Regions from separate parts of the Homo sapiens genome. Here region 1 is linked to region 2. Evidence: chromatin loops called from intact Hi-C (ENCODE). Cell type or tissue: Calu3. All regions are shown on one strand. Each heading gives the region's core, and the rest is flanking DNA. Links, peaks and the distances in the headings are about the cores only.

Region 1 (16,515 bases), core at 4,414-12,413, 220 kb after region 2:
GGCAAAACTATGGAGATAGTAAAAAAAAAAAAATCAGTGGTTTCTGGGGTTTAGTGAAGGGCAAAGGGGTGGGAGATATGAAAAGGCAGAGCATGAAGGATTTTTAGGGCAGTGAAAATACCTATAGACTATAATGATGGATACATGTGATTATACATTGGTCTAAAACCAAAGAATGTACAACACCAAGAATATACCCTAATGTGAACTATAAACTTTGGGTGATTATGATGTGTCAATGTAGGTTCATCAGTTCTAACAAATGTGCCATTCTGGTGGGTGATGCTGACATTGGGGGAGGCCATGCATGTATAGGGAGTAGGAGGAGTAGGAGGTATATGGGAAATCTGTATCTTCCTCTCAATTTTGCTTGAACTTAAAACTGTTCAAATAAACAAATGAGTGAATAAACTATTTTTAAAGAGAGAAAGAAAGAAAGGCAGGAAGAGAACAAGCAATGCATCCATCAAAAGAAAAACAGCAGGGTTAAGACTATTCAGGGATCAAGTCCAGGTTCTATCCACCTCCTTCCCCTCAACTCCAGCAATACTACTAATTGCCACAAACTCCTTATTCCTATTCCCTCTCCTATGCACAAGAATCTTGGGCTCAGGAAACTTTATATCTTTGAAAAATTGTGTGTCTATATTTCCACATCTTTTCATTTGTTCTAATTATAATTTCTGAGCAACTAATATTGGTAATATTAATACATAATATCAACTGAAAATTCTTCCATGTTGCCAAAGGGCTTAATTACTAAATCTGTGCTGTAATATGTCTGTTGGAAAACTTGCTTTAGAGACTAATTCTTCAGGGGATAATTCCTCAGCGGTGAAGTCTGAGTATTAATACCCTCTTATGAAACACTTTTTTTGAGCCAAGCTGGAAATTGGAAGTAGGGGAGGTGAAAATTTTCTTGCCACCTCTTCCAGACTCTTTGTAAAGCTCTAGGCAGTATCAAAAGAGACACCTTGCACAAACAAGCCTCACCACGAAGGGTCAGGGCATAGAGAGACCAAATGGAAAAAGACAGCTCAGCAGCCTTGGATTAAAGGGCAAATGTTTCAGAGGCTGCGGATTTGATTATGTCAGAGATGTACCCATGGCACTTTCTGTAGCAGACAGATACCAGAGCAAGGTAAAAAGTTCAGCAAGATAGAGTCACAGACTGAAAAGTTTCCCCAGGATGGAGAAGCCCAAAACTCAATTCTGTTTTAAATGAGTTGAGGTCTTGTTATAACAAGAGCATACTATCATTCTAAATGTAAGTTTCTGACAAACAGGGGTCTTCACAGGCTAAAACAGTGCTGTCTAACAGATTTCTCTGATGATGGACATACTCCCTATCTGCAATGTCCAATATGGTAGCCACTAACCACAAGTGGGTACAGAGCACTTGAAATGTGGCTAGTGCAATGAAGAACTGAATTTCAATTTAATTTTAATTAATTTAAATAAGAAAAAGCCACATGTGGCTAGTGGCTACTGTATTAGACAATGCAGGAAAAGGCTTAAGGCATCATTTGAGAAAATTATCCAAGAGGTTATCACAAGAAAAGCTTATATATGTTCTGACCACCTGGAAAAATACTTTATCTGCGCCCTCCCCATCATAAACACACACAGACATCATTTGTAAGAAGTAACTACGTCAGAAACCACTAACAAAGCAATGCTTCTCAAATTTTAGCATCCATCAGGATCACTGGGAGTCTTGTTAAAACACAGATTATTACGCCCACTCCCAGAAATTTTGATTTAATAGGTTTGTACATTTCTAACAAGTATAAATGATTCTCATGCTGCTGGTTCAGAGGCCACACTTTGAGTAGTACTAGAACAAAAACTTCAACATTCAAACACCAGCCTACTCCTAACAAAGTGGAGCTTCTTTCACTTTTCACCTCTCTTCCACACCAAAGTGCCTCTTTCTTCAAGGTACATGGAATCCTTCTTAAACATTCTTATAAGTTTTGCTTAACACCTAGGGCTAAAAATGTATGAAGAATGCAAATAAACAAGGCTATACATGATGGCTTCTCTACATAGTAGATCCAAAATACAGTGCATTTGTTGGAAACTTTGTAAGCAAGTCTAATAATCACAGGGACCAGAAACACAGCAAGGGGGAATGCAAACCTGCCAGGACAGTTTACATCTAATCCCTGCACTGGCCTTGTTTTAGAGTTAAACTGAGCCTTTTAATTAAAATAATGCAGGTTACACTTCAGGTCTAGGTCAGAGTTATGGCCTCTTTGACCATTCCAACACATAGTACTAGAAAACTGTCAAAAGAACATGTCATATTAAAACATTTACATTTATAATTCAAAGGGCATATATTAAAGATAATCCCTTTCCATATTCCTAAAGAAGAGAAGAAATAGAAATGTAAAAGTTTCTAGAATAAACACTGATCTCCAAACATTCTCTGGTCTTTACTGTATTGTCTGCAAAAACTGATCTGGACTAGCAGTCATTTGGGACGATAGTTTTCCTTTGGAGGCTATTTCTTTATGTCCTTTGGTCTAATTATACATGAGTCACTTTAACATTAGCAGATCACCTTGTCAAATGCAATTTCCTTGACTGCTCTTTTGAACAGCCTTCTTTCTGCCTCATCCACTCTTCCCTTTTTTTTAACTTTGCAAAGGAAAGTTTTCATCCAGAATATATTATCACAATGAACCAGAACATGAAGCCCTTGAATAAACTCAAGAGTCCAGCATTCTTCATTATTTCCCATACCACAGACCTTCGCCCTTCTTCAAACTCCACTGTTCCTCAGTTAGTGCCATCACAAGAATTAAGAATTACCCTTGGGTCCTAGAAATTTGGGAAGACGAATATCGCTTCTTAGAAATGACAGAGCCCCCAAGGAGTCACACAGTACTATGTACATTACTTCATTAGACTATTTAGCTATTTATGTGTGTATATTTTACAGATAGGGAAAGTGAAACAAAATGAAGTTAAATGATTAAAATACGATACCAGAGAAATTCAGAGCAAGATTGAATCACTATATCCCTTCAGCAGTGTTTCTCAACCAGGGGCAATTCTGCTCTCCAGGGGACATTTGGCAATGTCTGGAGACATTTCTGATTGTCACAAACAGGGAGGGAGATACTGGCATTTCGTGGGTGGAGGTCAAAGACACTGCTGAACATCCTACAATGCACAGGACACTCCACACAAGAATTGCCTGGCTCAAAGTGTCAATAAATAGTGTAAGGTTGAGAAACTAACTCTGGTCCACTGGCATCTCTAGCATTACTTTATTTGACCCCAAATCAATAATTAAAGAATGGCTCCCTCCACAATGTAGTCCTTGTATAGTATTTACACAGCAACATACCAGCCAAGTGCTATTTCTGACATGCTATACTTTTTAGTTACTTTTAAAATAGAGGATATACAGGATATACTTTTAAAATACAGGATATACAGGATATAGAGGAAATTGAGCAAAGTTAGCAAAGACCAGCTCCTTTCTTTTAATGAGAAAATCTAGAAAAGACCAGCTCCTTTTCTTAGCTACCTCCAGGTGCTGAGCTATAGTCTGCATCGGGCTGCTCACCTGGACTCTTCTGCTGACGTACTTTGCAGCTGCCCTTTCTTTGCTTTATCTCCAAGCATGTGCATCACTTTAGAGCAATAATGATGTACATTTATTGGAATCTCCAGAGATCTCCATCCTCTAATTGTCTATTTTGTTCAGTAAATTGTACTCATTACTGAGCCACATGAGGCCCCGAAAGATACCAGCCTTTTCTGGGTGCCCTCTGTCTGAGCCTGGATAATGGGACATTATCTAGCAAAGGTTCAGCAGTATTGAGCCAAGCTGCTTAAAACAACCCTTCAGTTAAGTATGTTTCTTTAACCTCCTATCCCTCATTCTTAACCATCCTCAGCTTTTCTTATATTTATATGAATCATAATTTTCCCTTCAAGGAGGCTGGTTTTAGTTTAAGCTCTAGAAATTGGAGAGCTCAGAAAGGATGTGATGTCCTTTCCACACCAAACAGTTAATTTCTCCTTCTGGTCTCAAAAATCTGCAGCACAAGTGAAAATTCAAAACCAGTTTTGGTTATAACATTGCCAGTGCCCACATGCATTGTACTAGGGGCTGCAAATAGATGAGGCATGAATGGGCATGTGACTTCCAGTGATGCTGGATAAAATAAAATGGAACAGGCAAAACCATGTACTTTGCTAGTGCTATTATACACCAAATCTGGAATTTTCAACACTTTGAGAAGTTATTTCCTTCACTAAAAAAGTGATTAATGAAGCAAAAGTTAAGCAGAGTAATCAAAGAAGAAAGAAGGTGGTAGGTGAGGGAAACAGGAGCTACCAGAGCTAACATATGACATGGCTATAAGGAAATGATAATCAGGCCCTGTTCCCATCTTTACAGTGCACCTCAAGAGGGCTCAACAGCCCCTCCCATATAAATCACACCCTAAACGAACTCACTAAAAACTCCTGTTTTGAAATATTTCCATGCATAGATTCCATCCCATCACCTCGGTCATGGTTTTCTCTTCATAACTGCTGATTTGCATGGTATCTATGAGTTGAATCAATAAAGGCTTTTAGGAGCCTTTCACAGACAGGGCATCATATTGCACTGACTCCAAGAGACAGGTGAGACAATAGCCTCTATGAATTGGAAAAGCAAGAAAAACAATGGCAGAGAATGCCTTTGCCTTACCCTGGAGTAGAGGGTGTGGAAGCCTTCAAACGCACTTACATCCTCATGACCCATCGGCTCTGCTGCTTTTCACTGCTCATTCATTTCTGCATGTTGGATGACCACCAATCTATCACCAACTGGCAAAGATGAAAATGAAAAAATGCATTAGGCCAAAGGAACTTCAAGTCCCAAGTCACTGCTGAAGTGAATATGAGAGTAGACTAAGTGCTTACCCAAACATGTATAATAGCTCAAGTTCAATAAAAATTTATTTCTGATTCATGTATGCATACTGGACAGGTGAATATGTAGGTGGGGTGGACCTAATGCAGTGATCCAGGTACCCACGCTGACAAAAGTCCTGCCATGTTTAAAACATAATTTCCAAGGTTGCCCTATGGGTCCTCTCCATTCCAGTCAGCTAAGAATGGAAAACAGTATGAAGAAGCTTGCATGAGCATTCTCTGTGCTTTTTTTCCTAGAAGTGGATCACAATACTTTTCCACTTCCATCACATTCTGTTGGTTGGCTAAAACTCAATTACACAGTCACACTTAACCTTATGGGCTGCAGGGCAGTGACCAGACTCCATTGTACAAAAGTGACTTCAGCCCAATCATGAAGAAAGACAGCATTAAGTTTAGAGTAGAGGGTTCTGAGTGAGACACTAGCACAGTAACCTTGACTTAGTTACTTAACTACTCTGAGTCTCAGTTTCCTCAACTGTAAAATACTGTTCCTCTCTCATAGGGCCAATGTAAGACTCAAAAGGACCAGGTGCGGTGGCTCACGCCTGTAATCCCAGCACTTTGGGAGGTTGAGGTGGGCGGATCACAAGATCAGGCGATCAAGACCAGCCTGGCTAACATGGTGAAACCCCGTCTCTATTAAAAAATACAAAAAATTAGCCGGGCATGGTGGCGGGTGCCTGTAGTCCCAGCTACTCGGGAGGCTGAGGCAGGAGAATGGCGTGAACCCAGAAGGCGGAGCTTGCAGTGAGCTGAGATCACGCCACTGCACTCCAGCCTGGGCAACAGAATGAGACTCCGTCTCAAAAAAAAAAGAAAAAAAAAAAAAGCAGCACTTCAGAATTTTTTTAAGAGACAGGGTCTCACTATGTACTGTGTGATCACAGCTCACTGCAGCCTAAAACTCCTCAGCTCAAGTGATCCTCGCACCTCAGCCTCCTGGGTAGTTAGGGCTACAGAAATGTGCCACCAGGCCCAGCTAATTTTTTCTTAAATGTATATAGTGATGGAGTCTCACTATGTTATCCAGGGTGGTCTCAGACTCCTGGCCTCAAGCAATTCTCCTGCCTCAGCCTCTCAAAGCACCAGCTTCTTCTCAAAGGCACGAGCCACCAACTTCTTGGACTTTAAGGTGCATGTGCATCCTCAAGGCATCTTGATAAAAATGCAGGTTCGGGTTTGTTAGGTCATGGGTGAAGCCAGAGATTCTGCATTTCTAACCAGCTCCCACATAATACTGATGCTGTTGTCCTTTGGCATTTTGAGTAGAAAATAGATACAGGATTAGAGAACATTTTTGAAAACCATAAAATGATTTGCAGATATAAAGAATTATTATCCTGGCACTAATTGATTATAAATAAATTCCCAATTAGGCAGCATTTTTTAGGATATGTTTAGTCTGGGTACCAGGTACAATTTCTTAGAGTCACAGGATTTTGGAACAGGAAACAAAGTAGTCACGACTCTCCTACTCTCTCCCCTTATTTTCCAAACAAGGAAACAAGCTCAGAGAAATCAATCATGCCCCCAAAATCTCAAAATAACTCAGCAATATACTGAGATTAGAATGCAGAAAATTGACATTACATAACATAATTAGGTTATTACATAAACCCAAATATAACCTTCTAAAGAAGAAAAGGTAATTTCTATTCTTCTACTAAAGCAATAATAAATATTACTTTGGCCAAAAAGATACATAGCCAAAAAGATGCCAGCAGGTGAATTCACCAACATGGGTCACCATGGCACCAAAAGTAGGCAAGGTGTCACAGGACACAAAGCAAGAGATTTTCAAGCAAATGTTCTTCAAAATTCAAAAATTTTGCATGTTTTAAACAAGGATTTTTATTTCCAATACATACAAACTCCCAGTCACTCTTATTTGGAAACAATTAGGAAAAGTGAGAATTTGGGATTACAAATAGAAAAGGAAAATAATTAGCCAAGGAGGAGCAGCAATTTCTGTGGTAAACCCTGGGTACAAATAAAGGAACCTAAGGATTTTTTTTTAATTCCTAGCATGTAAATTATTTTGCCTCTCTGGGATCATGGTGAGTCCTAGGAGCCTAGAGTTGAACATGAGGTGTACTACCTCAGAAGTCAAAAACTCCAAGTCATGAATTAGAAGGGAACTGAACATCTGGAAATCAAGTCAGATTGGGGGAGAAGGGAGCCTCTTAGTATGCATGTCATCGCCAATAAAGCAACATGAATTTGAAAGTGTTTTGGTAAAATTAGGAAAGAGTACTTATTGAGGAAGGAATGATAAATGGAAATCAATACTCGCATATACATTATTAATTTAAGATGGGTAAAATGCTATTAGCATCATTTAGTGAGCAATTTTTTAAAAGGTAAAAATGTTCCTACAAACTTCAATAAGTTTACCCCATATCTTACCCCTAACACTCTTCCACCCTAATGTCTTTTAGCTCCTCAGACAAGAACTCAGAATTCTTACCCTATTTTGTGTGTGTGTGCCACAGACCTCTTTTGTAGTCTCTTGAAGCCTAAGGACCTCCTTCTCAGAATTATGTGTGAAATGTATAAGATCAAATACATAAGATTACAAATGAAGTGAATTATATGAAAGATTCTCCTATCCAGAGAGATGTTGGGGAGTCCATGGACCCAACTTAAGAACATCTGATTGAGGAATGATTCTTCTAGGATGATGAAAGTTTTTTCTTACAGGAAACAGCATATGCAGAAAAGTTTTTAAAGCCTAAAGATGCGCAGTGAAAAATCCTGCTCACAATCAATCAGTGAAGAAAAGAATGAGCTGCAAAGAGAAGCCTGACCTTGAACTTCTGCCAAAACTCAAAGCTATTCATGCTGTTGCTTTAAAGCCCTACATTAAGGAATTACTCAGAAAATTTTCTTGGCCCCAGCCCTGTAGACACAGCATATTCTGTGGCCTGATGGCAGATGAAATAAAGCAGCATTGGAGAAGGGAAAACTATATTGAGTCCTGAGCTTGCATCCTAGTCCTCTAACTAGTTCTCTGCCACTAACTAGCTCTGTTACCTTGGTCAAGAAACTCAACTCTGAACTGAGCTGTCTATAAATTGAGAAGGTTAAGTTAAATCATCTTCAAGAGTTTCTTCCTACTCTGAACTGTTAGGATCCTAAGGTAATGCACAACCACTTTTCTGGGAGGAAACATTAGCAAGACTTCTTTTTGCCCTAAGCTCACAGTATGAAAATATTTTATAAATAATTTTTAGTCTTCAGAAATAACTTATGAGAATCACCTAACCATATAACTTTAGACTTGGAAGAGATTTTAAGAGACATCCACCATCTCATCAATCTCAGGTGATAAAAGTAAGGTTCAGAAAGGTGAATAGATTTATTTTTAGTCACATAATAAGATGGCATTAATGGACTGTTGGCCTACCACTACCTAGCACAAGCAGGATTTTAGTATTTAGCATTGGTAGTAAAGACAAGCTCATCAGTTCACTTGAGAGACAGAAAGAAACCTCAAATAACCTAAGCCATAGGATGGGAACTACACAAAGCAGCAGGTGACTGGGGTAATTGCACCTAGAGGTAGCATCCTATACCTCAGGCAGAGTCAAAGCCGGGGCCCTCATTATACACTATAACCTTCCCATCTCAAAGAACAGTAAATAACAGCTAGAGAACAAAGAATAGTTATTTCAAAATAGGTGGATGGATGAATTAACCCTGACTAATAACATCATTAAAACCAAAGCACAAGTTTGGGGCTGCTAATATAATATTGAAAGGTCCACATTAACTAAGAAGATCTAAAAACACATTAGGAATTTTCAAGTTTTAGAAGAAACGAATTAAGAATTGTTTTGACCTATCTTCTGTGGACAGCCCTGAAATATAGTGACTACTTTATCAGCATTATTTTTACTAATACTCTCACTGCTGTCTTCAGAGCATGTACTTACCAGCTACTGTTCAGGTTTAAAAGTCACATGTATATTTCCATAGTCCCATCCATGTGTGTAGACTAGCTTCACATGCAAATAATTAGAAACGATTAAGTTGTTGGAAAGTTGGATCAAATCATGATTATTATGTTTAATTAACCAATACATATGCCGGGTGCGTTTAAAGCCTATGCTATGATGCTTGTCAGTTTACTCTCTGCCTTCTCCCTTCAGAAACGCACATGTACAGTCAATGTAATCACAGCCATTCCTCAATCCCCATGACACACGTTATTCCTACCTTATGTAAACAGTTATGGCTTTCAGAACTATTTTCTTTGAGATTTCGTTTGAGGGCTGACATAGCCTTTCAAAATCTTCTGACTAGAGGCTACACACTGCTGGTTTGCCAGCTCCATAGTTCAGCTCCTCCAGGAATTCCCAGGGGCAGCAGTGCCATCTACTGGTAAGGAGGGTACAACTTGTTTTCTGGGAGCCCTGGGGGGTGACATGAGCCAAGTGAAGGAACGGCAGCCTAGATTTAGGTCTCTGTGAGCCCTTCTTTTCTCAAGCACATTACAAGCATAACTGATGCTTACAACCTGAGACGTGTAACTACCACAGGAGCTTTCATCTTGTGAATGGCAGGTCCTCTGGAAGCCACATAAAGCCAGCCAGGCTAGCCAATGAGGCAGCTCTGCCTTGAAATGCCTCCTCAAGGATCCAAAAGCAGCCAGCAGAGCCCCACTGAATTAAACATTTCCTGGCTCTCCTCTTTCCCCAATGCTTCCCTATCAGATGATCTCACCCAGTGCCCCCACCTGTGGCTCTGTTATCCAGCTGTATCTTACAGCATGTGTCCTAAGGAAGGTACTCAGATCCCTCTCAATATGAAGGCTCTTATACTTACACAATGTGACACAGATCCTCCTCAGAGGACACTACTGCTTAGGCATGCAGGTCGGACTCTAATCTCTCTCATTCACTCTCTATGTTCCCCGTCCCTGACCCAGGGGACAGAAACGACAGAAAGGAAATGATTTTGTTGCTGCTTTGAAAGCAACACTAGTGGGCTTTTATTGAATCAGAGAATAAAACCTTGTCCTATAGGTCACTGAAGTACGTTGCTAGATGGACTAAGCTTGTTAATCTTTTTGTTGTCCCTTGCATAACCTAATCAGTGTTTCCCAACCTTTTCAAAATCCCTGCCTCCCTTCCGCAGGCCAAACAAACAATGCATACCCTTTGCGGTTTATGGAACAAAGATTAATTTCTCTCCTCTGAAAATAAAAGTGTATACTATGCCACCTACCTCACCCTCAGCATTCTTTTCTCCCCTCTACTCCATGCCACTTAAAAAAAAAAATTTTCTGGCCGGCATGGTGGCTCATGCCTGTAATCCCAGCACTTTGGGAGGCTGAGGCAGGTGGATCACGAGGTCAGGAGTTCAAGACCAGCCTGGCCAATCTGGTGAAACCCCGTCTTTACTAAAAAATACAAAAATTAGCCGGGCATGGTGCCTCACACCTGTAATCCCAGCTACTCGGGAGGCTGAGGCAGGAGAATCGTTTGAATCCAGGAGACGGAGGTTACAGTGAGCCGAGATCGCACCACTGCACTCCAGCCTGGGTGACAGACGGAGACTCCGTCTCAAAAAAAAAAAAAAACAAACAAACAAACAAAAAAAACTGTGATAAAGTTTTTAAATTATTCCCACTAATTTGGTTTGTGTGAAGTCTATCAGGTGACAACCTATATTTCACTTTACTAGGGTCATTTGTGATATTCTAAATGAGCTTTGCAGCAACTTGTTCTTTTACTTTCATTCATCTCAGAAAACCGACAAAATTTGATTTCCGGTGGCTGATAAACCTGAATTTGATACCCCTAACAAATTTAGGTGTTCCCTCTTAAAAAAATATATTTATCTTGCCTAGTAAACTGAATTCTTGGCAAGTGTAGGCATTTCACAGGCATGGGGTGTGTTTTAGAGGTTTGAAATCAGGTCATTTCCTAAAGAAACATGTTGTTGTACAGGGAATGTAAGAGCTATAAAGGGCTTTGAAGGTATCAGGATGTCTCCAAGGGACAAGGTAGAGAGACCCTTATCCATCTCATACCAGAAAGAGTTCTGAATAAATTACGTGGAAAGTCCAGAACACAGTAATATCTTCATAATGAGTTAGTTGAACCATTTCTTACAGAGTAGATTACCAGGTGTATCCAACAAATCAAGAAGTTAACCCGTGGAAAATTGAAGGGACTTTTTATGTTTGCCTATGAGCTGTCTGGGGAAATGGAGGAGAGGCAGGGAATACTTTCCATAGCTTGACCTGCTCTTAAGTTCCTGGACATACCTTCCCCTTTTTAAAGTATGATTTAAAGGCAACAATCCATCTCCCCCGGACTCCCATACAAACCTCTTTTGGCAGCCAAATGGTCTTCATCGAGCACACACTTTTCAAAGAATTAAGGACGTGTGAGTAGGTTTAGTTTAGACCCTGCCTTCCCTCTCCCCACAACCCAGTAACATGCTGAAAATAAGTAATAACCTTCCTGGGTACCCCCAGAAAAACCTGTTTGCAGAAACTACAACCTTTCCTCCGAAAAAAACCCCTATCTTCTTAAGGAAGAATCTCAGTGTGGTGGTCTGCAGTTCACTGCAGGCATTTCCCTCCTCACCATTTACCAGTCATCAGTTACGCTGCATCTGAAATTGGTTTTTGTAGACTTTCATTTAGACCGGCTCCACCGGTGCCCAACTGCTTAAAAAAAAAAATAGCCCCTGAACCAATCTCTGGATTCCTCCAGCAGGCTCAAAGCGTTCAATTTCGCTGCAACTCTGGGGTGAAAACCGCCAGGTCCAGCCGGCAGAGCAACCTCCCGGGCAGCACGGAGGCTCCGTCCCCGGCGAGGCCGCCGGCACCTAGGCAGGAGGGCTCTTCGCACAGCTGCGCTAGGAATTCGGCTCCGCTCGCGGCCGCAGGATTAGTTCGAGTCCCTCGGGCTGGCCAAAGTGACACTACATTTCTTCTTCTTCGTTTCCCCATGTGACAGGTCCCCCTGCATTAAAGCCACCTCCTCCTCGGCCCCAGCCCAGGTCCAGCGCTCCTGACGCCCGCGCCCCATCACCCGCACCCTCCACCTGGGGAGGGGGTTCATGCCAGCAACCCTCCAGGCGGGAAACAAAGGCGGAGGCAGGGCTGCCAGGTGGGCAACTCCCCTCGGGCAGACCCGTCACGCAGTGGGGAGGATGGGAAGGTGCCTGAGAGGATAGGAAAAGGGAAACCAAGGCAACCGGGGCTGCATCCTCCCTGAAGCTGGGCTCCCGGGGCAAGCTGACCCCACACCTCCCCGAGCCCCGCCCAGCCCAGCCTAACCCGCTTGCCGGGACCCAGCATGGGAAGGACTGGGGGGACGCCCCGGAGCGCCGCTTACCTCGGGAGAAGCGCTCCGGCTCCCTCCGACGGCTCAGGAGAAAGCCCCACCGCTCGCGCACGCGCTCTCGCGCACTCGCGCCTTCGCCCCTCGGGCCCCCGCGCGCGCCCCTCCGACCAGGCTCTGGCCCGCCCCGGCCTTGTCCGTCAGCGTCCGCGACAGCCAATCCGGTCGCACGGAAGGCTCAGCGCCGGTCACGTGGTGAGACCAGCCAATCACCAAATTGCCCTCGGCAGCGCCCGCTCCGATGTCTCTGGGGGTTCGGTTGCTACCTAGCAGAGCGGGTGCGAGGCGGGCACAAAGGGTCTCTGTTTTCGGGGGCTAAGTGGCACTCAGTTGATCAATTACCAGATCAATTGACTTCTCAAATTCTAATATAAATAAGAATCACTTGACTCTCTTGTTAAAATGCGGATTCTGATCCAGAAGGTCTGGGGTGGAGACCTGAGATCCTGCATTTCTAATAAGCTCCCAGGTGGCGATGACGAAGCTCTTGGTCGGAGGATCACGCTTTGAATTGCACCTGTCCGAAAGTAATGGCTGTAGCCCCAGCTCCACGTAATTTGAAACTTGCACGACCTTTCTTGTCCTTCTTCCACTGATGAGAAGCGTTCCTGTGGCTACATGGGGTGTCCCGGTGATGCTTACAGTTTGGGCACCAGCTGAGGGAAGGTGTGTTTAATCCCCACATTACCCACCCTTGGTCTATGGAGCAGCAATCATGCCAACTTGGTGACTGGAGTGTGGAACCAGAAGTGGAGACGGAATGGCCATGGAAGAGAACACTGTGTCTACGTTAATCCTAAAGGGTTGGGCGTGTGTGTCTGAGTGGCGCGGTGCCAGACACTTGGCCAGAGAAGTGGTATAAGTGGTCCCTGCTTCTCAAAACGTAACAATTTGTTGTAGAACTATACAGGCTAGTTCAGAAAGAAGCATGTGGAGAAAACATCCGGGAAGCTAACAGTCACAGCACAAATTCAGGCATAAGCTAAAGAGGTTGTAAAATAATATGCCTTGAGGGTCTTAAAAACTGTCCAAATATTCTTCTGTCAGTAATTCCAGAGTCTAGAAGTTAGGACTCCCACTGGCCCTGTCATTTCTCAAATTTGACCTAAGGACTCAGTGTTTTCGGACTGGCCAGCTAGAACCTTTGTCGTTCAGCGTAGCCAAGCTCTTATTACCCAGTAGTGTACCGCCGTGGTTCAAGATTCTTAAGTGCTGAATTCTCCAAAACCTTCATCTCTCATCTCTTGAAACCAGGTGGTATAACCCTGCTTCAGCATTTCTCTCTCACTATCAAGGTGATCAAACTGTCGCTTAGAGAAAACTTCACCTTTGTCAGTGTGTCCTGAACTTCTCTGGCTTCTCATCCCCAGAAGTGAAGCCCACCTAGCAATCTCAGACATTGTTCATCACATTGTCCCTATCAGAGATGGCATCGCACAAAATTCAGAGTTTCTGGGAACATGTTAAACCTGTCACAGCAATGGTTCTGGCTACAGCAGGAGTAAAGAAATGTCTAAGCAAGAAAAATGTTTTGAAAGCCTCAAAAAAAGTTTGTTTGCTGTCATTAAACCAGTGGTTCTCAAGCCTAGCTGGATGGTAAGTATTTATGGAAGTAGGTTGTGGGGCCCTGTGCCTGGAGATTCTGATTGGGATGAGAAGTGGGGCTTGGGCAGCTATAGGTTTAAAAAGTTCTACTGGCAATTTGATATCCATCCATGCTTGAGAACACCTGCATAAGCTGCTAGATCGATAGACGCATTTTTTAACAGGGAAAACTAAACTCTGCAACACAAATCACTAATGACATACACACTCTGAAAACAGAAGAAAGTTTCCACATAATTTTTGAGAACTGATTTTTAAAGGCCAAAAATAATTCATAGGTAATAAATACTCCAAAGACTAGTCAATGGAATAAATTGAAAAGCTAGGTTCACAACTAGGTTTAATTTCAATTGATTAACTAAATATTTCTAAAAGAACGTATTGCCTTTTGTTAACCATGCCAAACTGATAAACTCTCTGGTAATAGCTTTACTTGTTTTATGCCCTTCTTAACTAAAACAGATTTCCATTTGAGCATTTATTTTTTATTTTTTAAGTTCCGGGGTACATGTGCAGGATGTGCAGGTTTGTTACAAAGGTAAACGTGTGCCATAGTGGTTTGCTGCACCTAGCAACCCATCACCTAGGTGAGTCTATTTCAAAGATTCCAAGGGTTCCCAATTCTCTTTACTGGCGTTTTACCAAATTCTGTTACTTTTTAAAAGTGATTAGTGCCTGCACCTTGGAAAACTATTGTACAACTTTTTTATGGTGTGATATTCAATGTAGTGGAATATGACCTACTTAGATTTTAACTAAATTAGTGAGATCCCTCAGAACATTCTACCAACACCAGCCATCCTACTCAAAAGTGACTTTATTTGTGACACCAGAAATATGGAAGCCCAATGTGTGAGCCTGCAAACTAGCTTCCCTCCTTCTGTGACACTTTTAAAAATATATTTCACAGCATTCAAATGGGGGAGAAATTTTTCTCACCTTGTAAACTTGCTTTATCTATTGAGTAAAACAAGGACAGTTTTCACTGCTACTTAACTGAGTAATGTAAATTTTTAACTAGGAAAAAAGCATTTATTTTTCTCTTTGTGGGTGTCATTATTACAGAAAGAAGCAACAAGAAACAAAGACTCTTGCTTGAGGATGTGAATTTGAAAAAAAAAATCCAGGCTGTCGTTCATCCTCTGTTTTTCAGTCTACTTGCCTCATACATATAACCTGGTTTTCCTGTCTTGGGAAATGGATATATTAGTAACTTGATATGAGTTAGCTCAAACCAGGTTTCCTACCCCTTAGTCCAGAAATTGCCCAGCAAGAGATTTAGGTATATTTGAAAAGAAAGAAAAAGATAAGATATAAGCCATCCACCATTTTGCCAAGTCCCAGAAATCCACCCATTGTTGTATTATTATTAGAACCCCCATAGACTGCTTTATAATTGCTAATTACCTTTTTATCTCTCTGACAATAAATAGCTTCTCTAAACTTAATTGATTTCATTCATGAAGACCGATAGATTACCCAAGGTTCTAGTCTCCATCTGTCATACAAATCCTGGCAGGATAACATTTTGTGTCTATGTATCTGTGTTTTAATAACTGATACTTTTATCCCTTTACTGTGACTGTGTACAGATTTAACCCAACCACAAGGCATTTTTGTAGAAAACTTGGTTTTCTTTATATTCTCTATAACGAATGTTAAGAATATTAATATTCGCTTTTATATTTTCACAAAACAATTTAGACTTAAAATATGTGTAGATAATATATACCTCTCTGTACCTCCCCCAACTTAAGAAATCAAGCATTATACATACAGTTGAAGACCTCATGTGCCCCTCCCAACAAGCTGATTTTTTTTAAATGGAGATTTCAAAATTTGCAAGCTTATTCACCAAGGAGAGATAATGGTTTATGGAAGGAACACCTATCTCATGCATGTAATAGGCAATACAAGTGTAAATGGGCAAAAGTCTTACTGAATAAAATGTTTGGACATTCCAAACTGATATAAGAAAAAGCTAAGAAAGCTGGAAATCACCTGTGGTTCAAAACCTGTGTCTTAACAATTACAAACTGGACGTGGGAAGCAGGTAAGCTTCAGAAAACAACAGTTTGGAGCAGAGATGAGGTAAGGATTCAGGTTTCATTCTTTCAATCAACACACTACATGAGCCTTGTCTTTTAGCTCATTTTAAGAGAGGTAAGCTACCACAATTCAAAATAAAAACTTTTATGTTACAAGCGAGGCGCATAACACTGTAAGATCGCGTAGAGATGGAGTACCAATTCTGACTGATGAAATCAGGGAAAGCTTTCTGCAAGAAATTATACGTGAACTGAATTCCGGAGTTGTAGGAGTTAACCAGGTGTTGTGGACTGTTTCTCCCCAAAATTCATATGTTGAAACCTCCCATCCCCAGTGGATGATGTTGGGAGGTGGGGCCTTTGGGAGGTAATTAGGATTAGATGAGGTTGTAACGGTAGAGCCCTCATGAATAGGATTAATGCCCTTTTTAAAGTCTCCAGAGACTTGCTTCTGCTCTCTGCCATGTGAGGATACAATAAGAAGTCAGCAGACTGTCATCCAGAAGAAGTCCCTCACCAGCACTTGTCCATGCTGGTACCCTGATCTCCAG
Region 2 (16,515 bases), core at 4,776-12,775:
AAAAATCCAATTACATGTTAAAATAATATTTTGCATATACTGGTTAAATAAAATATATTATTAAAATCAATTTTACTTGCTTTTTATTTTTAATGTTGCTAAAATTCAGAAAATTAAGAATTACATATGTGATTCCTATTATATTTCTAGTGGACAGTACTGCTTTTAAAGAGTATCTAAGGAAAAAACTCCCATTTTCAATTGGGGAAACTAGATAAGAAAGTTACTGGGGTCATGTGGGCAGTTAGTTGTAGAGTCAGAGCTAAACCTTTAGTCTTCTGACTCCTGATCTAGCGCTCTTTCCCCTCCCCCATTAAAATAATTAAGTCCTCTATACTTGGTGTTGGAATTCTAAGACCACTTTTAGAGTTTAATTGAGTATTTATGGTTTTTGCTGATGGAAATAGGAAAATCAATCAATCAACTTGGAACCAATGGTTTTGAGATATTTCTTAGCAGATCTAAGAGCAGTGGACTTCATTTAGAGACTCTGAGGTAAGTTCCTTCATCAGCTCTGCTGGCAATGGCTCAGGTGTAGAAACTCACACCCAGCAGGGAGGGTAGGGAATGTGTCTAACCCCCTGACTGGCAAATGGTACAAAGGTCCACTGCCTGCAGAAATATGACCCCTTGACCCAAGGCATTCACTTAATTAGATACTTGTCACCCAGGGAAATGGTTGTTATTATTGCAGTGGGCAGGTTGTCATTTGTTCAGCAGTAACTACAGCTCTCCTACAGGAGGCAGTAGGAAAGGACTTCTTGCCCAACAGCACACCACTGTCTTTAGATAAATTCACAGAGAAACAAATCTACAAGGGAAAAAGAATGAAACACTTTGGGGGACAAAACAAAGTCACCAGCTACTTTGGGGGACAAAACAAAGCCCCCAGCTAAGTGGAAACCATTCTGTGAAAGTTAGGTACAGATTCCTTTTTGATACCTCCAAGCCAGGCTTGGGAAGACCTCCAGGCACTGTGCATGCAGAAGTACACTTGGTCTCTCCCATCATAAGAGAAAGGAAAGGTTTGAGGCAAGAGAAGGAAAGAAGGGAGTCACTCATCAGCCACAGTTTAAATCACGACATACTGTCCTAACAGGATTCTCTACAGCCTCGACAGAAGCACAGTTTATGAAAAACAAAACAAAATGAAACCAAAGTCAGAAGGCTTGTCCTCAGCATACTGGAATAACCAAGAACAATCTGAGATGGATCTTGTAGATGGGAAGGCAGTGGGGCATGCATCCGCTGTGCAGATAATTTTAGCTGTTTGAGAGCAGCATTACCTGTGTTCATACAAACTCGCTGGGAAGCATTGGGGTGAAAAGAACTTGGCCTAGGAGTCACATAGGACTGGGTGTGAATTTTGACTCAACTGAAAAAGTACTTAACCTCTCTCAGCCACAGTTTCTTCATTAGTAAAATAGACAAGAAAATAAGCCCCGAAGGATTGCTGTCAGGAGTAAATGAGATGTAAAACCCTTGAAGAATATCTATCCTATAAGACTGCTTGGTCTGACTGTTACGCCTGACCCTAAGTCTTCTCTCACAGAGTGGTAGTGAGTCGTCCATCTCTCCTCTCCTCTATTCTCTTCAACAACACCATGGAGGCATGATTGGCTAATCTATTTCTTCCGTTTGCCATGACTTGTTGCAAATGGATGAAATAGAGCATCTTGAAATGGAGCATTTTGTAATTTAACTGATTTAATGAGTCAGAAATTACTCAGCACATTTTAAAACACAGTATCTGATTTACACCTTGACTAGCATTTAAAGCCTGCAGTTCTTCCACCACTCACCCAGAACTCACACTCCTGAAGAAGGGACTCTCCAAAGTTCAGGGAGAGGGACCCTTTGAAGTCAGCACCCACTCCTGCTTCCTACGTCAGTCCTGCTGAGTACTTACTGTGGGGAGAGAAAGGGAAGGAAGGTGTGGGAGGTAGACGTGGTGTTTAGTTTGACTATCAATAGGAAATAATAGCTATACTTCTTAAGTGATGGATAAAAATCCAAGGCTTCTGATGAATGAACAAAAGAAAGAATCTAAGAGTCTGGATACCACTGTGTTCACTTGGTAGGGAAAAAACCCACATTTACTCTTCATTCCATTGGACACATCATAAGACAATTTTTATCCATAAGAAAACACATACATATTTAATTTTCTCCACCTTTAAGTCTCTTTTAAGACTAGGGTTATTTACCTGTGGTTCATTGATGGGTTAAAGGGGCTCATTAACCCACTAAAATTAAGGGCAAAGTTCTTGTGTATGTGTAGGTTTCTATGAAAAGGAAGTTTTTATTTGATTCTCAGAGGGGTTTGTGACCCACCCCTAAATGTACACACAATGACAAACTACTGGGCAAACCACCTCAGAGCCTGGTCCCTTCTCTGTCTGTAATGGGGGCTCTTTTCATGGTTATCAATGCGGACGCTGTTGACATCTGGGGCTGGGTGATTTGTCATTGGTAGAACTGTTCCACTCAATATATGTTAAGCATCCCTGGCATCTGCCCATTAAGTGCCAATATCATTTCCCAGTCATTGTGACAGCCAAAAATGGTCCCATACATTTCCATATCCCTCTTAGAGGGCAATACCTCCCCTGGCTGAGAAGATCAGGTTCACTTTCCCCATCTTCTCTTTCTTCATCAGAAAAATGCAGGAGGTAAGCGAGATGACCTCTAGTGGCCCTTCCAGCTCTATGATTCAGTAGTATCTCATACATCACTCCTAACCCCTGCCCCTAGTGTAATGCTTGCTCCTAGTCATCCCACTATGCTGACAGATGTGTGCCCCTTGGGGGGACCTGCAAGGTACCATAAAAATTGCATAGAACTGAGGCCTTGGTCCTAGACTTGGCTCTGCCCGTGGTTAGCTGCGTGACTTTGGGCAGTCCTTTAGCATCCCTGGCTTTAACCTCCATCAACTGTAAAAAGGATGAGTTGATTTAGAAGGTAAATGCCAGCTCTAAAATGGGATGATTCTTTGCAGTAATGACCATAGGGTCTATGAGATTTCTGTACATCAAGGAAGTTCCTAGAAGTCTATTCTCAGATATTAAAATAAGTCCTCCTTTAGGAAACACACACACACACACACACACACACACACACACACACACGTACGTGTATGGTGTTCTTATAAGGCTGAGTCAGAGCAAGATACTCCACATACCCCTCCGCCCCATTACCCTAAGTGTTAGATGACACAAATGAGATGCCTAAGAGAAAAAGTCTTATGGGAGGGAATATCCTATTTGGCCTTATTGACGAGAATCCAAGAATCTGCACAGCCTTAAGGAAACTGTGAGGCACAAAGCTCAGCTGTTAACTCCTCTAAGAGGCCTCCTTTAGCTCCTACAGCAGAGTTAAGCGCTCAAAACATAATTTAAATGCATTTTTATTGATTCATTAATTTTGTCAATAGCTGTTATTTGCTAATCTATTTACCTCTGTATCAAGTACATGAGGTCTTTGAACACAGAGATCATGTAAAATTTCTCTTTGCCTTGTTGATACAAGCCCAGCACAGAGGCTGAAACATAGTAGAGACCCAGATAAATGCAAAAAAGCAGGAATAAGGTTGGCCCATGGGCTAGAGAGAAATGAGATGACTAAAACAAGCTTAGCGTGCTTCTAGGTGGGGCTGGCTCATGACAGTTTGTAAATGTAGGCTCCAAGCTTTGTCTCCTCTGACTCCTATAGGAGAGTCAGAGCAGCGTCTGTTGTGTTAATCACTCTCTCCCTGCAAACAAGACACTTCCTGAACTCACACACTATCTGGGCAATCGTGTGAAGCCACCATACTGTTAATTCCTGCTATTTCTCTCTCGTGAACAGCATCTAATGGGCAGAAAGACCTTCTGCATTTTTCTCCAGAGACTTGACACCACATAAGAAATTATTTCCAAGAAATCACTTTTGAAATACTGAATTCAAATTTTCCTAGTCAAAAATGACAGCCTTGTAGTAGGAAAGTTTGTGGACCTTGTGAGAGAGGTTTTGAACATAGTATTGAAAAGGTTAAAAAATTAATATTTTTCTAAGGACAAATGTGTTGTGGTTGTTTCCAACTCCGCAGACAATTTGCCTCCACAGGGTTTTCAAGCACTGCCTATTCTCTGGTCCTCCTCCTGTTTCCCAACTCTTTCCGTTCTACAGCAGAACTCTTGACCTCCTCTCTCAACCAGTGAGCTGAGTCTTGCCTGGTCTCTACAATTGTCCATTTTGGCCCCTTGGGGATGGTGAGGAGGGCATGGTGTTGGGGGAAGGGCATGGCAAGATTGGCCAGATGTTGGGGTAGAGTTTGTGGATTGAAAGCAGGGTAGCGTGTTCATTTGAGGTAACTAGGAGTAGCAAAAACCAAAGAATAACAGAAGGTAGTGCCAAAACAGTGGTTGTGTCAAGAGGATGGCTTGGGGGCTTTGGAACTTCAATAATTTCATTAGCAATCCCTCTGCCCAAGCTGCACCAGAGTGAGTGAGGGCTGAGATTATGATCCTTTTCCTGACAGAGCTGTATGTTGCTTTAGTGAGCCTGGAGGGGTAGGGGTGTGTGTGTGTGTGAGTGTGTGAGTGTGTGTGTGTGTGTGTGTGTGTGTACATTCTTCGAACAGGCAGTCTTATAAAAAAAACAGGGAGAAAATCCTGGCAGCAGAAGTTGGAGATTATGACCAAGGAATGGAGCCAGGCTGCAGCCATATTTGACTGCCAAGATCCTCTTGAGGGCAGAAGATGCTCATGATACCTGCCTACTTCTGGGCAGGACTCAGAAAATCCCTTCTATGGATTAGGACCAGTAGCCTCCAGTCTTCTTCCCAGCTCCATCCAGCAGCCAAAAGCAGCAGCAGGTGGTAGGAAGGACACAGGGTTAGGAGAAAGATCTGGATTCACCTTTTAGACTTGCCTCTGCAGATCAGCTATGCAACCTAGGGAACGTCACAAACTCTCAGGGTTTTAATTGGTTTATCTCCAAATAAAGATACTAAACAGGTTTCAAGGTCCTTTAGAATCTTAAATTTATTCAAATAACATTTATCGAGTGCCTACTATGTGCCAGGTACTTTCTAGGTGCTGGAAATACAGCAGCAAACACAAAAGACTAAAATACTTGTCCTCAGCTTGCATTCTAGTGGTGGGAGGCAGAGGGTAAAGATAATAATAACCTATACTGTAGTTTAGAAGGTGACCAGTATTGTGGGATGAAATAGAGCCGAGTAAGGAAAGGAGGACTTTGATTGGGGGAGGGGAGAACTGCAAAATCTCTAATATCTTATTTTCTGGAATCTCAGAGAATGTTTTCTAAGGCAAACCTCTGAGAAATGGGGATATGATGCCTATTAAGCTGAGATAATCAAAAATAGGAAAAAGAGGTTTATCTTTCACAAGATTTGGGAATATTCTTAATTAGCATCCCTTCCCCCAACACTAGCTCACTCCAGGAGGAGGAAGTAGATCTTATTTTTAATACTCACTCAAGGTTTGGTGTGGGAGTATTGACATGAAAGTCCTTGAAGTTCAGGATGGGGTGGTACAATTGCAAACTTCCCTACATATTCCTTGGGAACCCCAGAGGAGGAGGTGTTTATAGGTGACAAGCAGCTTTGAGCTCTTCTCCCTAAGGCTCTGTAATTACTGGCAGTCTCAGATTTACTAGTCAGAAACATGTCTAACCACTCTAAATAGCAATGAAAACTTCATATCATGTGAGAGTCCAATTAAAAACTGACTCAATAAATGAGCAATAACTCATTGGAAACCAAACTATCAGGGGTTGGAACACAGGAGGGAGTCAGACAGAAGGGCCAAGGAAAAGGTACCAGTTTCCCTTTCACTTTTCCTCTATCTGGACATATGCCAATGAAGCCATTTAATCTCTAGCAGCTCCTGGAGCCAGTGACCCCAGTGCTCCTTGATGAGTTTACATAAAGTACCTCCTGATTAGTAGTAGGGACAACGGTTCATGCCTGGAGAAGAATGGGACTAAGGCTCTGGGAGGTCTGAAATCATTAGCCACCAAAGCATTTGAACATGCTGCAAGAGGAAACTCTCCCTCCTCCATCAATTGTATTGATGGAGTATTCTCATTGTTTCAATGCTCATTTATCAGTTTTTAAAAGGTAGATCTGTTTCTTGCTGCCTCCCTCCCTCCCCCTCTTTCTCTATTTCTCTTTGCAGAACTAGCAGCATATTCATCTGAGTTCTGAGATCCAGCATTAATTGATTTATATAATTTTCTTAACTGTAAAGAGGTAGGTGGAAGAATGGAGGGGGAAAAACAAAGATTGACACATGGCCAATGTTGGCAGATGGCACTTGCCAGCCGGCAGACCAGGAGAACATCACAAGATGCACTTGTGCTTAACAAGTTAAAAAAAAACTACTGGATGGTGGTTCCTGTTGACCATATGCAAGTAATGAATTTCCTGGCAGACATTTACTGTGTGAAGCCCAGTAGTTAATTGGCTCCCACATCTAATCCCAGAAAAGACAATGCTTGGAAAGGTCATCTGGAAATCAGGATATTTTCCAGAATGTGCATTATCTTGTAGCTTTCCAAATCTCTGTTTATCACATTATTCCATTCCCCATGGCCCCTTTTCTGAAAATTTAGCTATCTTGTTCTTCAGACTCTGAGACAAAAGAAATAAGCTGGTTGGAAAATGATGTAAAGTTTAGAGCAGAGAAGTATTCAGTAGGTTTCCTCTGCTGGCAACATTTATTTACATGGTTACCATTTATAATAACAGAGAAAGCCCTTCTGTTATTAGATCATACCATATCATTACTGATGCTGTGAATGCCCAAAGCTCTCTGGATCTATTCTGTAGATTTCAGTAAAAATTTACAATATGCATTCTAGTTTTGAAGTAGAATAAACATGACTTCAGAGTCGGTCTCCTCTCCTCTGTGTTCCTAATTATTTCTACAACATCCTCTATAATAGCACTTCTCAAACTTTTAGGTCCACATGAATCAGATTCTATTATGTCTAACCTGATGCCTGGGAGTCTGCATTTCTACAATCTCCCAGGTAATGTCAAAGCTGCTTGTCCATGTACCACATTTTGAACAATAAAGGACTATATTTCTATGCCACAACTGCCCTGATATGGGCCCACATGATCTTGCTGGATTTCTGTGACAACTAACTGGCCCTTCTGTTCCAAGGACCTTTCTCCATACTGTCCAAGAAGCCTTTCTAAAATGTAAATCTGACATCATCAATTCTCTTCTTACTGCCTCTGCAATGGCTTCGTGATGCCCACACATGAAGTCTCAGCTCCTTATTGATGGTCTTTGGGCTCCTTCAGGATGGGGCTCTGTACCTAGCCAGCTTCTGCCATTCCAGATCATAAGCTTGATGGCCTTGTGTGGTAGCCAGCTTCAAGATCTACTCAATGATCCCTGTTTCGTGCCTTTGTGTAGTCCCCTCCCATGCTGAATAGGGCTGATCTGTGTAACCTCTAGGATTCTGTGTGACTTCCAAGGTTATTACATAAAAGATATTTTGGTGTTCACCTTGCCCTCTCTTCAATCATTCACTCTGGGAGAAGACAGCTGTCATGTCACAAGGACATGTGAGTAGGTCTATCAAGAGACACACATGGTAAAGAACTGAGGAGGGCTCCTGTCCATTGCAACATGAGTAAAAGATTTTAGAAGCAGATCCTCTAGCCCCAGTCAAGCCTTCAGATAACTGTAGCTCCTGCTGACCCCTTGACCACAACCATAATCATATGAGAGACATTTCATTAGAATCTCCAGTTAAGCCACTCCTGAATTTCTGATCTATGGAAATTGTGAGGTAATAATTTTTTATTGTTTTAAACCACTAAGTTTTGGGGTAATTTGTTATGCAGCAATAGTTGACTTCTCCTATTCACAGTATATAGTTTCCCACATAGTGCTGGCCCTTCTTCTTGGGATATCTTTCATCTAGGATAACTCCTGTTCATCCTTTGAGATCCACTCTCTAGCTGCTTTCTCCAGGAAGCCTTAATTGACGTTTTCTTGCAAGATTTGAGCAGACGCCTCTCCGCTGGGCTGCCATGATGCCCTGGGCATGTCTCCATTCTTGTATTTGCTATAATGTGTAGTTATTATCTATATGTCTGACAGTCCTACTAGACTCTGTGAGCTCCTTAGAGGCAGAGGACTATATCATTTTGGTATCCTCAGTGCCAGAGTACCTGGTACATAGTAGGCACTCACTACATGTTGGAATAAATAAATGAACGAGTCAATTGCACTAGAATGGTGGCTCTACAGCAACTATATCCCTTTACCTTGGGAGTTCTTTTTTTTTTTTTTTTGAGGTGGAGTCTTGCTCTGTTGCCCAGGCTGGAGTGCAGTGGCGCGATCTCGACTTCACTGCAAACTCCGCCTCCTGGGTTCACGCCATTCTCCTGCCTCAGCCTCCCGAGTAGCTGGGTCTACAGGCACCTGCCACCACGCCCGGCTTTTTTTTTTTTTTTTTGGATTTTTAGTAGAGACAGGGTTTCACTGTGTTAGCCAGGATGGTCTCGATCTCCTGACCTTGTGATCCACCCGCCTCAGCCTCCCAAAGTGCTGGGATTACAGGCATGAGCCACCACGCCCGGCCACCTTGGGCATTCTTTAAACAACTGTCACTACTCGCCTGACCAGCCATGTCACATGGGTCAGCCAATATGCAATCCATTGACTGTTTAATTTCCGGTTCTTGCTCACACCACTCACTGACTGACTGACTTTAGTGCACTTAATCAGGAGAACATATCAGAATTACCTGTGGAGATTTAAAAACTATACAGTAAACCTTCATTTAATGTCATCCACAGGTTCTTCGAAGCTGAGACTTCAAGCAAAACAACTTACAACAAAACCAATTTTATTTTCTCTTCTACACTATGACGAAACAACACTGAATGTGTCATGTGAGGACCTACTGTATGTGGTTTTGCTTAAAGTCACAGTTGCCAAAAACCTATGGACAATGTTATGTGAGTACTTCCTATATTCTTATCTCAGTCCTGATCCCAAAGATTCTAAGTCACTAGTCCTGTGGTAAGCTCCAGACATGCATATTTGAATTCTATAGGTGACTTTTCATACCAATATTGATATTCATGAATTTGATATCTAATCTATGCCCCAAGGGAGATAGGTGGTTTATAAGAATACAATTAGTAAAACAAACAAACAACAGCAACAAAAAAAACCTAACAGCAACCCCCACAAGTGATGATAAGGCTGGGTGGAGGAAGAATATTATCCAGAAAATCTAGGCTAAGGAAACTACTGCAAGTGAACTAATTTTTTAAGAGCTTTCTTGGAGTCAAGGCAAAAAGAGATCTGAATATATTACACTATTATCAATATTTGCAAGGAGTAGCATATAAGTTTGTCAGTAAAGACAACCTTTGTCCTAGTATTGAATTATAAGAGGAATTTATCTTACAGGTCTTGATATAAGAGGCACCGGACAACACAATGAATGGTATCTTTGGTAAACTTTTTAAAAACAAAAAAGTATAGGAATGTTTCACATACAGCCATTTTCAAGAAAAAGTCAAAAGCATAATGTTAAATTTTAGGTTGGTGAAGGTATTTCTACAAAGAGCCAAATAATAAAGTATATAGCTTCCCTGTTATCTGCCTTGATATAGGAGAACTATGGAATCTGGAGGGGAAAAAGCATGCATATTCCATTTATTTTCAATGATCTCATTCAGGCTTTCCGCAAAAGCCCAACAGCAGACACCTCTTCATTCCATCTCCTTACTTGGAAGTCCAAACTTGGGATTTTCTCTCACTGCAGCTCTGCTTGTCAAGGATGGCAGGTTGAGATGGAAAGGTTAGAGGTGTGGATTAAATGTGAGCACATTGGTTCGCAAAGGCTCCCACACATTGGGTTCAGAATCACTGCACTGCAGCCTCAGCAAATGATAGGAGGATAGTTATATTTTATCTGCAAGTGCTAGTGCCGAAAGTGCTGCACTGTACTGCAGGCTACAGTGATCACATTCAACCCAAAGTATGTGTTCTGCCTACCAACAGGTTGGGAGCTCAAGGACCCATTTTAAAATGAACTATTTCAAAGCTTCAAGGTAGAACATCAAACCTCAAAGACATACAAAATGTTAGAGACAGGAACAAAAGCTGTCTGGAGGAAGTAAGTTAATAGAACACATAACCAAAGGATCCTGTCTTGCCTACGTCTGGCTATGATGATTCCTAGCAGATCTATGCTAATCGGATCCATCTGGGTATATGTAATCTTTGATTAATGTGAGTGTTCAGAATGACCAGCAGTGAGGCAGCTGTATTCAGCATTTCAGTATCTTGGTCACCATCTTGTTGGTGTTTAGAGATGACTGTGGTGAGTGCTGGTGCCCAGCAAGAGTCATTCCTGACCTCCGGACTGCTGCTACAGTGGAGTGTGTCCTTGGACACCACAGTTCCCACCATCTACTGCCTTAGCCTTCCCAGTAATTTTGGAAGCATATAATTCCTTATATGCAATCCCTTTCTGCTTGAAATACCTAGAGTGATTTCTGTTTCCTGCACTGTTTTCCTGACTGACATGCCTGCATTATTTCATTTGGTCCCTTCAGTAAGCCTATAGGGTAGGTAACTTCATCACTGCTTGTTTTACGAATGACCTTCAAACCCTGTTCTTTTTATGGTAAGTGCTTTGCATATTCATGAACTCATGTTTTCTCCACAAATTTATACTTGCTTCATGGACTGTTCCAAAAGCCAGTGCATGCACTTAGACTATCACTACTTTTTTTTGTGTGTGATGAATTTGTGACCAAATCAGACAGAAACAATATAATGACAACTTGCAGAGGAATGATGCTATCTTTGCTACAAAACGGTGTTACATCTGTGGACATTAGTTCAATCCCAAGTTAGTTGGCTTCTTGCTGAGAATATCACAGTTTCAAGTTAATAGAATAAACTTCTAACCACAGACGTGCAGCTGCAAATGTGGCTCCTGCTCATGAGCAATCTGGACAAGAGAACATAGATGGCTGAAGTAATCTATTATTAACTGGGAAAATAGCATGATAGATAGCTTTCTTCGGGTGAATTTTTTTTTTTGAGACTCAGTCTTGCTCTATTGCCTAGGCCGAAATACAGTGGCACAATTATAGTTCACTGCAGCCTCAAACTCATGGAGTTTGAGCAGTTGGGACTAGGTATGTGCCACCACACTCAGCTAATTTTTTAAAAAAAAGTTTTCTATTTTTGTTGTTGTTTTTTTAAGAGATGGGTTCTTACTACGTTTCTCAGACTGGTCTTGAACTCTTAGCCTCAAGCGATCCTCCTGCCTTGATCTCCCAAAGGGCTGGTATTACAGGTATGCATCATCACACTTGGTCTGTTATTTACTTCTTGAAAGTAGAATATCTAAAAATTTTCACTTCTACTTCCCTGATACTCCATAATTCACCTCTGAGCTGGAAAATGATTATTTCCTTTGCAGGATGAAAGAATGTCTATTCCATAAACAGACAAAATAACTGCTCTGAAAAAGGCTCAAGTTAAAGGAAAAAAACAATTATTTCTGAACTGGATGTGCCTTTTGCAGTAGCTCTCCTATCCCTTGTCCTCTCACCGCAGCTGTGTGGTCTGGAAAAAGACAGCATGGCAGACTGACTTCTCCACCCTGCCCAAATGCTGCCTGCAAGTTTTGATTACATAGTTTTGGGATTATCTGTGTCCTTCTCTCTCTTCCATTGCTAATTTTGGGCTACTTCACTGTTTAGAAGTCTGTCCTTCCTGGGGTTGACATGAATGGTAAAATTCAAACTTAAGCAACAAATTTGACTTTTTAGTGTTATTAGAATCTCTAAGTATTATCACTCAAGAGCTTCTTTTCACCTTTCCAACAGGTCAGGGAACAAGGCTACAGTGTTCACAGATTTGGGGAAAAATTTCATTGTTATATTTATGGGATTCTCCAAGCACTGAAATGGTTTATTTTACTTTAATTGTGATCAGGATAGAATAGAAACGTAGCAAACAGTCCCAAACAAAGTATACTAGAAGAATTGATGGAGCTTTTAAAGGCAGCAAACACTCAGGTAATAACTTAGCTTCAGATGGCATGTTCTTTGCTACCTACTTGCTTATGCAGAAAATGGAATTCACCTAATTTCTCACTTGCCACTCCAGTTCCTTCCCTTTAATTTACCACTACAGTATTTCAATTATTTTTCTCTAAGAAAGTAAAAGCTTTCCAGTTCACCACACAAGGTTGTCTGGAGTCTTACAACACATATGGTCTCTACCTCACCTGGGGCATTCTCAATAGGTCAGGATTTTTGCAAGGGAACATAGCAATTGGTTTACAAAGTGTTACAAACCCTTGCCTATGATCTACAGCAACAGAGAGCTTCCAAAAATACACAAGTTTTAAGTATTTCAATACAGGTTCCCATTTTCACTCCATTAGCAAGGTATTCAGGACAAAAATTTGATTTATAATCATATACTTCAGGAATCTATTCTCAAGAGATTTGGAAAAGACGCCTGTCAGAAAAGGGAACATATTTGGAATTGTCAAGATTTCTGCAAAGCAACTCTTTTGAGTGAAAGGGGTGCAATTACTAGACTGTAAGTTCTTTGAAGGGAGCAACCATATCTTCTCTTGTGTGCATCCCCCGCCTAGTGGGGCTTGGCACACAGCGGGGACTTAATAACTAGCTAATGAACTGACTTCTCAGGAATTCACAAGTATTACAACACCCTCATCTCTAATGACAGTTAGTAGCCTCTAGGATATGTCTCCCTGCTTTTCCACATGCTGTATCTTAGTTGGTGGGTGCACAGCAACCCAAAGCAGTGAAGATAAAAGCTCACTGCTATGTCTCTCCCATTTTTGTTTGAGCAATCTTTCTACATCACTATGGTAACGTCTGGTACCAGGATGCTCTATAAATGAAAGTAGGGAGGAGGAGGAGATCATGAGATTGATGTAGTTCATAGAAAATCTGCCCAGAGGGCAACTTCCTTGGCAATCTGCAAAACTTGTGCATGTCCTATTTTATAATAAATACATTTAAATAATATATGACACTATACAGAATAGATACAATATGTTGAAACAGATCCACTGAGCCCAGGAAAACTGCATTCAGTATGAAATTATAAGCAAGTGAATATTTTAAGACATTTGAAAAAATACCAGTGAGAATTTAGTCCACAGGCAGATAAGACACTCACTCATTTCAACACATAAAGGTAATAGCTGCAGAATTCCAAAAATGAGTGTATGAGACTATGCTGAGTGGAGGCAGAATATTAAACTGAGCTATAACCTGAATGGTAAAGTACATTGGCAAATGTAGTTATGAAGGGCAGGGATAACCTAAGGAAACAAATACATATGTTAATGATACTTGCCCTCTGATATGTGCAACTTCAAGGCTCTTTATGACCAATGCCAGAATTTGAGACAGGTGAGGGAGAAAGGACATGAAGTAGCTGACAACTGAACCACAAACTCATGGTTTTCCACACCAGCTTTACACTGAGCTAACTATAACATATTAACATCCAAGCTGGGAATGCATCTGTCTGCCTGAAGCAGCCGCTAAAATACCATAGAAAACCTTCCCTCCTGCAGATCATTTTGTGTGAGGACATTTGAAGAAAGCCACCATGGCTTCTTGATTTATGGCTTCATTAAAATGTTTGGGCTTCAAACCTCCATCAACGTTTATTGGAATTAACAGCTTCTTAAAATGGAAATATTCAATGATAAATTAATGCAGTTTGGATCTTGTGAGAGGGAAAAATAGAGTGCTTTCAGACACCCTTTACAATCCTCCAGGAAAACAGTAATACTTTCAGCTACTATATGCCAGTAAGTCTCAGGAGTGGGCAGGTGAGAAGAGGTAAGTAAGAGTATGAGGAGCACAATCACTGATGCACAGCCAGGAAGAGTGACGATGTCTGCTTTCTTTTCAGAAATGCATTTTTAAAAGGGTCTAAGTTATTACTGCTGTAGAAAAACCAAAACCAATCCAGAAATTAAAGGGCTGCTTTGTTGATTGCAGACATCAACTAACTTGATGTCCACAGAGGTCTCAATCCAAAGGTGTGACTTCATGGTGGACTGTTTGTGAAAATTCCCATAAGGAATAAGAGTGTGAGCATCTGAGGTAGAAATTTATCTTTTTATATTCAGAACACTTATCTATGCCTAGCAGATATTACATATTTGATGAATGAATAAATGAATGAAACAGGTACCACTTCCAGAGATGGCCCTAGTTTTTTGTCCTTGTGATTTCTCACTGTCCGTGTGTTCTAACCACAACAGGATCTACATATGATGCTGTTGTTGCCATCAGCACTGAGGTCACAAAAAGCTCATTATCTCTTTCTTTATAATGAGCAATTTTGGACCTAAAACCTATCTGGTTAGGACATCTTTTACTCTGTTGACTCTCTGGGTTGACTGAACTTGCCTCTCTCACTCTATATCATCCAATTCATGAACGAATCCTTTTGACTTTACTTCCAAGATGTTTCCTGATTCTCATATTGCCCCATATCCATGACTACCACCTTAGTCCAATTTGTCACCATCTCTTCTTGCCTGACTATGTAATCAACTCCTAACTGGAAACACTGCTTCCACTCCTAAACTCCTACAATCAATTCTCCACAAAGCAGTCAGGTATCTTTTCAAGACATAAAGAATATCATGTTATTTATCTGTTTAGAATTTTCCAATGGGCTCCTCATTACACTTAAGATAAAACCCAAACTTCTTACTTTTGCTGCCCAACTGCATGCATACCTCATCTCATTCCACTGGTTCTCTCTCACCACTATGCTCTGACCACAATTGGCCCTCTTTCTATTCCTCAACAATCTCAGGCAGGTCCCTACTTCAGGGCCTTTACCTCTGCTGTTCTTCTATCTGCAAATTCTTTTCTATTCACCTTGGCAGGTGTCATTCACAAAGCAACCTAATGTCATCGATTCTGAGATGCTTTCTTGACCACCCAAACTAGCTACTAATCACATGCCATCATAGTAACCCCATTAATTCTCTGCTTAGTAGGGATCTCATGCTGATAATAAATTTTTTTTTTTTTTTTTACTATTGTCTAGATTCCCTAACTAGTCTATATGCTCCAGGAGGGAAGATATCTTATTTGTCTTATTAGCTACCTAGAATGATGACTGGCACACAGTAGGTATCCAATATTCTTAGTGAAAAAATGAAAAGAAGACCCAAACAGTCACAGGTGAGCAGCTTTACAAGCAAGAAAATATTAATGCTTTACTGAAGCAAAGACGCTTAACACCTGGCTCAAGGTGCAGATGAACTGGTACGGTTGTTTCCACATCTGGCAGGAGCCTCACTAATCTCTTTGTGCCTATAAAACCAGTTCTTACTCTTCTTGGCTCTGGGCCCTGCAGATCCTTTCCTGGGCTCTGTTACCACACGCCTTCACCTATCTGGACTCTGAAGAGCCTTCTGTGGGCATCCGCCTATTCTGCACTGACACAGGAACTGCCTCCTTGGCTCTTTGGGCCAAATAAAGAACTGATCTCCTGAGAGACCCATTCCTCCAAGGTTTGTCCTGTTTTTAAGAATCACACCCATACTCCAGGTATTAGTAAACTTTCCTTGCCTCTGTGGTAAGATATCATCACTAGTGGCCACTGGGCCCTGTATCGGGACCCAAAGGTACTCTTGTCCTCCTATTGAAAAATTCTATTTCCTTGAACCCATTATTTCTCCTAACTGCCAATATCAAATAGCTGAAAGAACACCGGGCTTGCAGTCAGAGGCCAGGAATTAAAATCTTAATTCAATTATTTATTTGCAGCCAATTTAACCCTGAGTATTATTTAACCTTATTGAGTCTCAGTTTCCTCAACTGTATAATGGGGATAACACCACCTACCTCTTACGTAAATATGCGAAAGCAGTGGGGCATGCACTTTGTAGGTACTCCACATCTGAGCCAAGGAGGGAGGCTAGTCCAGAACCTGTGGTCTTGCCCACTTCTCAATGGCTTCCTCTAGTGGTTCCTCAAGCATTCATAGGAAAGAGATAATTCCAGAACTCCAGAAGAATTTCACAACACCAAAAACCCTTCTTCGGTCATCAAAACACAATTCTTATAAAGGAAAGAATGACATCTCACCACAGGCTAGAGAAGCAAGCATTAGAAGCAAAATGAAAGAATCAGTCCAGGTTTATTAAAGTACGAAGTGAAACAGATGACAACACTTAATTATGTAAGACTTCTGACTTAGTGGTGGTAATGTATTAAGGCCAATAAGGTCTCCTTGGTAACTGGGAGAAATGTTAGTGGACTTGCTACCCTATATTTAAAAAGCTACCCATCAGGACAGTCTGAGACTGAAGGATAAACCAAGGGAAAAATGAAAGGATTATTGCATATGGGCCTGCAAATACTAAAACAAAAGCAATTATTTTCAAATCATTCTCTCAATCTTACATTTCACTTTTCTATATCTTGTCAGT

What was found. Hi-C counts contacts between places; a loop is a spot of excess contacts. Peaks named below come from ENCODE experiments on the same cell type or tissue, not always from the same donor. Only the 100,000 strongest peaks of a DNase experiment are listed, where the experiment ranks them.
Region 1: it touches region 2 in a loop (2.6-fold over the local background); 4 of 110 quality-filtered maps call a loop at or near these places.

Annotation. Positions count from the first base shown.
Region 1 is chr3:133,034,226-133,050,740 of GRCh38, reverse strand. It overlaps TMEM108 (transmembrane protein 108), which reads right to left and starts at 12,350. Exons shown (of 6, transcript NM_023943.4): 1 at 12,306-12,350; 2 at 4,721-4,839. RefSeq lists enhancers at 9,182-9,476, 12,362-12,656. In Calu3, for the core only: a CTCF peak has its summit at 9,314 (motif pointing left); a DNase peak (open chromatin) is centred at 9,330.
Region 2 is chr3:133,258,886-133,275,400 of GRCh38, reverse strand. All of the region lies in intron 3 of TMEM108 (transmembrane protein 108), which reads right to left. Among named protein-coding and RNA genes, the nearest start is that of TMEM108-AS1, 10 kb to the right of the region's middle. In Calu3, for the core only: no CTCF peak of the experiment used is centred there; a DNase peak (open chromatin) is centred at 8,640.